2 separate regions of the Homo sapiens genome follow, and region 2 is linked to region 1. The links are chromatin contacts, found by Hi-C or POLR2A ChIA-PET in ENCODE. All regions are on one chromosome and are shown on one strand. Each heading gives the region's core, a stretch centred on a gene start or an enhancer-like site at or near the end of the contact. The rest is flanking DNA. Distances are from core to core; before and after follow the strand shown. Region 1 holds the start of MGC2889 (a long non-coding RNA gene). Region 2 overlaps MB21D2 (Mab-21 domain containing 2).

The links. A loop is a pair of places that touch in the nucleus more often than their neighbours do. ChIA-PET counts read pairs that join two places held with the same protein, here RNA polymerase II (POLR2A). Pooled maps may share reads with other maps.
Region 2: a map of ascending aorta shows a loop between it and region 1 (4-fold over the local background). The contact joins the enhancer-like site here to the promoter of MGC2889 in region 1. A Hi-C loop is called at or near these places in 3 of 168 maps with a recorded cell type or tissue (ascending aorta, cardiac septum and gastrocnemius medialis) and 1 of 50 pooled maps. POLR2A ChIA-PET finds 5 or more read pairs at or near these places in 1 of 52 experiments (OCI-LY7).

What each region holds. Positions count from the first base shown.
Region 1 is chr3:193,239,679-193,243,531 of GRCh38, forward strand. It overlaps MGC2889 (a long non-coding RNA gene), which reads left to right and starts at 2,101. Exons shown (of 1, transcript NR_026877.1): 1 at 2,101-3,853. PLAAT1 (phospholipase A and acyltransferase 1) reads left to right here and starts at 1,544. Exons shown (of 4, transcript NM_020386.5): 1 at 1,544-1,855. LOC105374280 (a long non-coding RNA gene) reads right to left here and starts at 1,345. Exons shown (of 3, transcript XR_924833.3): 1 at 1,217-1,345; 2 at 72-167. RefSeq lists a silencer at 1,446-1,695.
Region 2 is chr3:192,831,486-192,835,338 of GRCh38, forward strand. All of the region lies in intron 1 of MB21D2 (Mab-21 domain containing 2), which reads right to left. Among named protein-coding and RNA genes, the nearest start is that of MB21D2, 84 kb to the right of the region's middle. Within about 2 kb of position 2,211, at least 4 of the 41 ENCODE cell types and tissues checked have a DNase peak (open chromatin) inside an H3K27ac peak, as active enhancers do; they include ascending aorta, where a contact is called at or near this core.

The DNA of each region.
Region 1 (3,853 bases), core at 851-3,350:
TCATTTTAATTCTATTATGAAGCATTTAATCACAAATACCCTGAAAATGAAAAGATAATTTATCATTTTACCTTGACTGAGCAACTCTCCTCACTTCACATTCATGAATCCATAACGCAGAGAGGAGACTGGATGATTAAGTGTTTGATTAGAGAAAACAGATTAACCTAGCAAACATAATAAATTTGGCTCATAAGCAGGATGGCTTTATAAATGCTCACAATACCTCTCCTGTATAAAATCATGAACCACTTCCTACAGTGATGACTCCATCGAAATAGTTGAGAAACATAAAGCAAATGCATGTTTATGGCTTTCTCTTTGAGACATTAAAAGGGTATTGAAAGGCATATCTGATTCAGCTTATAACTCTGGATATATATTAAGGAACATGTAAGAAAATATTAATGCATAAAAAAAGCTACAACTTCTCAAGTGTTCTAGTTTCCACTTTGTCAATAATTACGTTTTCAATGTCCTTCTGTGGACTGTTTCCAAAGGTGCCAATCCAGACCCAAAGTTTCAGATCACTCAGATTCACCCTTAACCTTCATAACACAACCCAATAGCTTTACGAAAAAAGTTGCATATTTAGGTAGTTGTTATCCCATTATGACAAAATACATAAAATTAGCGAGATATTTTTTAGCCTTCAAATAAGTGGGAAAAAATCCTTTTAGCTGAGATTCCATTTACATCAGAATAAAAATCTAAGTTATGACTAGGTTGAAGCAACGTCCTGTGCAGCGCTCCATAAAGTTCACTTAGTCTTCAAGGGTTCCTTACTTAGCTAGGTTAGTATTCCTGGCCTCTTTTTTTAGCAGTGAGAAAAAGGATACTCTCCCTGCCCCAGCTTTATTTTTAAACTCACAGCCATATCCTGGAGGTCTCTGCTGGCTATTTGGCGCGTGGGGGCGGAGGGGGGCCGGGGGAGGGGGGCGGGGCGGGGTCTGGAGGTCTGTGCTGGCTATCTGGCGTGTGTGTGTGTGTGTGTGTGTGTGTGTGTGGTTGGAGGTCTCTGCTGGCTATCTGGCGTGTGTGTGTGTGTGGTGTGGTGTGTGTAAGCAGTGAGGTTGTTTTAGGGCCAGTCCTTCCTCCGCCACTTTGCTGACTCAAAGACCCAGAGGCTTTCTTGGGGTGCAGGTACCATGATTCCTTGGGCCCTAAGGGAATTTTTGTTAGGCTAGAAGAGTGGGTGTACTCATGATGGGTGTACCCGAACATTCCTGGGCTCAACAAAACCGATTATCTTTATAACCGCGGCGCCTAGCACAGCGCCTGGTGCCCTAAACGTTGGCTGCGGGAACGTCCGAGACGCGGGTGCGGAGCCGGGGGCGGAATAACTGGTTGCGCGGCGCTTTGACCGTAGGCGCTGGAGCGCGTGCGTTGCGTGCGCGCGCGGAGGCGGCTGCGTCGGGGCGCGAGAAGGTGCAGTTCCCCGGCGGGCGGGCGGGCGGGCGGGCGAAGCTGGGCTCGGGGCCAAGCGAGGTCTAGCCGGAGCGACTGTGCCCCGCCTCCTGGGCGGAGCGGGCGGCTCCCCATGGTCAGAGCCTCGTGCCGGCTCGGCAGCGCCCGGACGCCGAGCCCAGCGCGTCGGCCCCCCGGCGTGCGGGCGTCTCAGAGCCGCGGAGGGGCCGCCGGGACCGTTTCAGCGTGGCGGCGCTGGTGCTGGCGTTGGCCCTGGAGGACGGCCCCGAGTGATGGCTGGCGCCTGCCTCCCGGGTGTCTCCCGGGTACAGATGGAGTCGTCCCGCGGCCGCCGGCGGCAAGGTCGGCAGCTGCGAGGCCAAGAGAGACCCCAGGACACACACAGCTGCCTCCCGGTGCGAGAAGAAGACCCCGGCTTGAGAGTGAGGTGTGCTGGGCGGAGTGGGGGAGGACCTCGAGGCGCCCCGGCAACCAACCGTGTTCTAACCAACTGGCAAGTGGGAAAAGTTGACATGACTAGAGAACAACGGAGCTTATCCACCCTCCTCTTTTTCACAGACTGGGGAACTCAGTCCACAGGGCAAGAGACTTTCTTCCCTAGGTTACACAGCTATTAAGTGGCAGAGCTGGGACTAGAAACCCAACCTGTTTAAGGCTTTTTAAGCCTACTGTCCTCACTGAAGTGAATATGAATAATAATACAAGTAATTATTATCGTATTGGATTTTGGAAAGTTGGATGGTGATATTCCTTTGGCATGCGAGACTATTAATATGACTCGTGCTGGAAAAAGTCACTCATGTTTTCTCTGGGCTTGGATTCCTCATTCCTTCATTCAATGAACATTTGCTCCGCAGTTACTTGTGCGAGGCACTCTCACCGGAGACTGAAGGTATAGAGCAAGCTTGTCCAACCCGTGGCTCACTAACCGCGTGCGGCCCAGGACAGCTTTGAATGCCGCCCAACACAAATTTGTAAATGTTCTTAAAACATTATGAGAGGTTTTTTTTTTGCGCTTTTTTTTTTTTTCTCATCAGCTATCATTAGAGTTAGTGTATTTTATGTGTGGCCCAAGACAGTTCTCCCAGTGTGGCTCAGGGAAGCCAAAAGATCGGACGCATGGTATAGAGAAAAACAAGAAGCATCCCTCCATAGCGTATGCCCCACAAGAGACAATTTCCCAGAGACCAGTAGCTGAGGCAGGTGTAGGAAGTGAATGGGCCATTAGATGGATGCCTGTGGAAGCTAAAGAAGGCGGATCGGAGGAAGACAATCCGACCTGGGGAGTGGAGGAGAGAGGGGGAGAAGGTGGCATCGACTTGGATTTTTTAAGATTGAGTCATTTGGGGCACTTGGAAATGGGCATTCTGGGTAGAAGGTTCAGTATTAACAAAAACAAAACAATACTCTTGAGTGGGAAGAATAATGGATAGTTTGATTTGCCTAGAATGTAGAGATTAATAAGGATGCCAGGATTCTAGGGCGGGGGACCAAGATGGGGAGTCAGTGGTGGGAAGCCCTGGAAGATTCCAAGCAAGGCATGACAGTGCTGTGGCAGCGGATAGTTAATTTGGCCAAGGAGTGGAACCCTCCTTTGTAGCGTGAGAGTGTTGGACCAAGGATCTTTGCAGCACTGAGAGTCTATGAATTAGCCAATCTGGGAATACAGGGCTTCATGGAAACATCACAGTGTAGGAGGATTATGGATGGAAAGTGCAGCTGGAATGGGAAAAGGTCGAAACCTAATTAGAAGCCTTGGGCCAGGGGTAGCCTGTGATCACCTGCGATTGTGTTTCAGACTTCCAGTAACATTCTTGGGAGTAGTTGTTAAAAAAGTGCTCTTCGTGTTTCTGTAACTTGGGTGGCCTCTTAGGCATGAGCAGACGTTCAGCCTGTCCCTATCGGCAGGGAACATTTATTTATTTTGATGCATCCCCAGGGACCAACAGAGAGCTATAAAGACAGCAGCCTGTTTTGCCAGTTGGCCAGTTGAAATGGGAAATTTCTTATACAAAGATTACAGACTTAACCTTCATGCCACTCTTTATTATAAACTGTTCATACAGTTCTTTGCAGATGGACTCAAAATGAAGCATTTTTTTACCTTAAAGATTGTAGTAGAGGATGTTATAAATGTGTCTTTAATTGGTTCTGTGTTTTCTCATACTTATGAAGCACTGCATTACACAATTTGTCTGAATGAAATTGGTAGATGTGGTCCATGTAAAACTTACCCAATCAGACAGGTTACAGATATTTGCCTAAAATCTGAGCCTGGGCACCTTAGAGATATTCTAACCTCACCCGGAAACTCCGCAACTGGAAAGGTGCAGGGATTCTGGAGCGAGGTTCCACTTCACATTATCTTCTGGTTCTGCATATGAATATTTAAAAACTTCCTGTGGTGTTATATGAAATATGTATT
Region 2 (3,853 bases), core at 961-3,460, 410 kb before region 1:
CAGAAAGATGGATCTGAGACTGGGTTTTCTCAACTAGTAGCAATTTTCCATAGTCACGTCACCTTCTTAGTATCTCAGATGACTCATCTGTGAAAGGAGCCATGGCAGTTCATCAAATCTTCAACACTTTTGGATATAAGATGCACCGTTGCTTTACAAATCACTAGAATAGTGAAAAATATTCAAATTCAGACAATCGATTCTAAGGTGCCTACTATTATTAGGGATGTACAATTGTGAGAAAGGGGAGCATCTTAAAAAAATCAATGAAATACAATTATTATACTTGTTCTGTCCACTACACAGAGATGGTGTAAGGATCAATGGAATAACAGATGAAAAGACTGGAAGGATGAAGGAACTTGATGGGCAGCATCCTGAAGCACCACAGCTTGAGAAGGGGAAATGACATTACAGTTATCCAAACTAGCTAATTAAACTGGCTCTGCTGGGCTTTGCCAACTCACTTTTAATGCTATTGCCTCAGGCTCCTATCACAATTTATACTCAAAATGACTGCTACAAAGCCCAGCTGAGAGGAAAAAAAACAGTCAAGGAGAACCATCCACAGCAGTGTTCCTTAAACCTGTTTGAGCATAAGAAATCACTTGGTGCCTTTGATAAATACACACCCAGGCCCCTTGCCTAGAGACTCTGATTCAGTAAATCTGCAGCTGGCATTGGAATCTGTATTTTAACAAGGGCCCCAGGCAGTTCTTACGAACACACAAGTTTCAAAACACTGATCTAAACAAGATAATATTGACACACTTACTGATATTTTTTCTTGGATCAAACTGTAATAGAAAATCACAAACCTAGATTGCCTTAGTTACATCTCCTCCCCATATAAAAATGCTTTCAACTAAGTGAAAGATTTTACTGAAGGCCAATGCAAAAAACTTGTCTTACCAAGTAAAGTTTATCATCAGCTGGAAAACTTACTTAAGTGATGGCAAATTACACTATTCAATGTTTATAATATTTAAAAATCTGCATAATAAGGATATGAAAGAGTATGTCTCGCCAGGTGCGGTGGGTCACGCCTGTAATCCCAGCACCTTGAGAGGCTGAGGCGGGCGGATCACGAGGTCAAGAGATTGAGACCAGCCTGGCCAACATGGTGAAACCCCATCGCTACTAAAAATACAAAAATTAGCTGGACGTGGTGGCGTGTGCCTGTAGTCCCAGCTACTCGGGAGGCTGGGGCAGGAGAATCACTTGGACCCGGGAGGCGGAGGTTGCAGTGAGCCGAGAGATCGAGCCACTGCACTCCAGCCTGGGCAACAGAATGAAACTCTGCCTGGAAAAGAAAAAGGGGACCGGGGGGAAGAGTACATCTACTGACAGACCTGTCTCTTTTAAATCAATCAATAAAAGTTGCTAGGCAACCATATTTTCCTTTTTTGCATAGACTGCCAGGAATCTTTTATCTAAAATTTATGCCCTCAAACAATAGCTATCTACCTATGTCAAATAAAACATTTCCTGTGAGATGTTAGCTTTGCCCTGTATTTTAATGGACACATTATAGTAAAATCTTTTTCCTTTAGACCTTTTTTTTTTTGGAAGAAAGCAGAAAACAAATTTTGAAGTCAATAATGTTAGGTCATTTTTGTTGTTGTTTCTAATCACATTCAGACTAAACAACTGTAACACAATTTCTAGCAATTCTTCCTTCAGTTGCTCAGGTTGTCTCCCCTCGTGGCAATCCCTTGGCCTGCTTTTAAAACACAAAACAAATGCTAACCCTATCTTGGCAAGGAAAGTCAATGACTCATTCAAGCCAAAGAGTTAAGAGACTAAACAAAAAATAATTTTAGCGCAGCTCCTCAAAAGGCTCTTCTTTTCTCTCTCAGATGTACAACATAATTTTCTGACAATCTGACGCAACTATGGCAGCACATTCAAGCCATTAAAAATCTTTTTTCTGCAAAAACAAAACAAAAACAAAAAACTTCCACTTCATTTTTAAACATCTCATTTGTGTGCCTTCAGTTTCGCAACAGAAATTCATCCTTGACCTAAACTTCTAAATATTCCACAAACAATAATTAAGTCACTAGGACCCTGCTGTGAAAAGGGCATTTTCTGACAGATGGGCTACGAAGTCAGAGCACAAAAATAGATTCTATGCTTTTCCAGCCTTACAGAGCAAGGAGACGTGGGGCAAGGGTTTCCATAATCAACCTTCAGAACAACCCTAGAACTCTGGGTGCACGTAGTGTCTCAAAAGGACATGACTAAGTTGTCAATACTTTAGAGCGTGGGATAGTGTTACTCGCTGTTGTTGCAATGAAGTTTTTCAATCTCTATGATTCTTCTCCTACCAGCCTGGCTGCCCAGGCTAACTTCACCCTCTTCTCCTTCTAGGGAAAGGTCTTTTCCTCTGTTGAGTCCTGCAGACTTCCCTCTCTTTCCATCAAGGCTAATCCCATCCTCCCCTGTATTCCCATGACACTCACAATATGGCATCACAAATGGTTGTCTCATATGTCTGTCTCTGCTACTGAACCAAGCAGCTTGAGGTCAACGATCTCAGTTCATTCATCTTTGAATTGCAGGACCAATCACACTGCAGGTACATGGTACATGGCAGGTACTCTGCCAATTTGTGTGAATGAATGAATCGAGTTCAGCAACACTGAGGTCCCTCAGATTCTCTGACTCAAATCCAGTTATGAGGCCGGGCATGGTGGCTCACACCTATAGTCCCAGCTACTCAGGAGGCTGATGTAGGAGAATCGCTTGAACCCAGGAAGTGGAAGTTGCAGTGAGCCAAGATCATGCCATTGCACTCCAGCCCAGACGACAAAGCGAGACTGCATCTCAAAAAAAAAAAACCAAACAAAACAAAACAAACAAAAAAACCCAAATCCAGTTATGATGCAAATAAGGACATGAGGACTGAGGAAGTAATTTTCCCCAGTTATATCAAAAAAAAAAAAAAAAAAGAAGAAGAAAGAAAAAAGACAAAAATCCAGATTTTCTCATCCCCATTCCACTGCTTTTCTATCATGCCTCCTCTTTGCACATGCTGTTTCTCCTGTGGGGCCACTCCTTTTTGTGTCTTCTGCCACTACTTTTCCGACCTTCCTGAGGTTTCTTAGCCCCTCCCAAGTCCTTCACATCTCAGCCAAGGAACAAAAACAAGGAAACCAAACACCACAAAGAAGTGCCAGCTGTTCTACCGTGAGAGCAAGACAAACTGGGAACACAAATGCAATGCTGGCAGAATTTCTTTCTGGGATAGACTGAAATGTTCCTTGAATTGCGCAGACAATTACTTTCTACCACAGGTACAGATGTTTGAGAGGATTGTTCTTTTTTTTTTTTTTTTTTTTGAGACAGAGTCTTGCTCTGACGCAGGCTGGAGTGCAGTGGCACGATCTCAGCTCACTGCAACCTCTGCCTCCCTGGTTCAAGCGATTCTCCTGCCTCAGCCTCCCGAGTAGCTGGGACTACAGGCGCATGCCACCATGCCCAGCTAATTTTTGTATTTTTAGTAGAGACAGGGTTTCACCATGTTGGCCAGGATGGTCTCAATCTCTTGACCTCGTGATCAGCTCACATCAGCCTCCCAAAGTGCTGGGATGACAGGCGTGAGCCACCACGCCTGGCCGATTGTTCACATTTTATTTGGCCAGGGATCTTTAGAAAGTGTCTTTAAAAAAAAAAAAAAAAAAAAGCTGGGTGCGGTGGCTTAAGCCTGTAATCCCAGCACTTTGGGAGGCTGAGGCGGGCAGCTCACGAGGTCAGGAGATCAAGACCATCCTGGCTAGCACGGTGAAACACCGTCTCTACAAAAAAATACAAAAAAATTAGCTGGGTGTGGTGGCGGGCACCTGTAGTC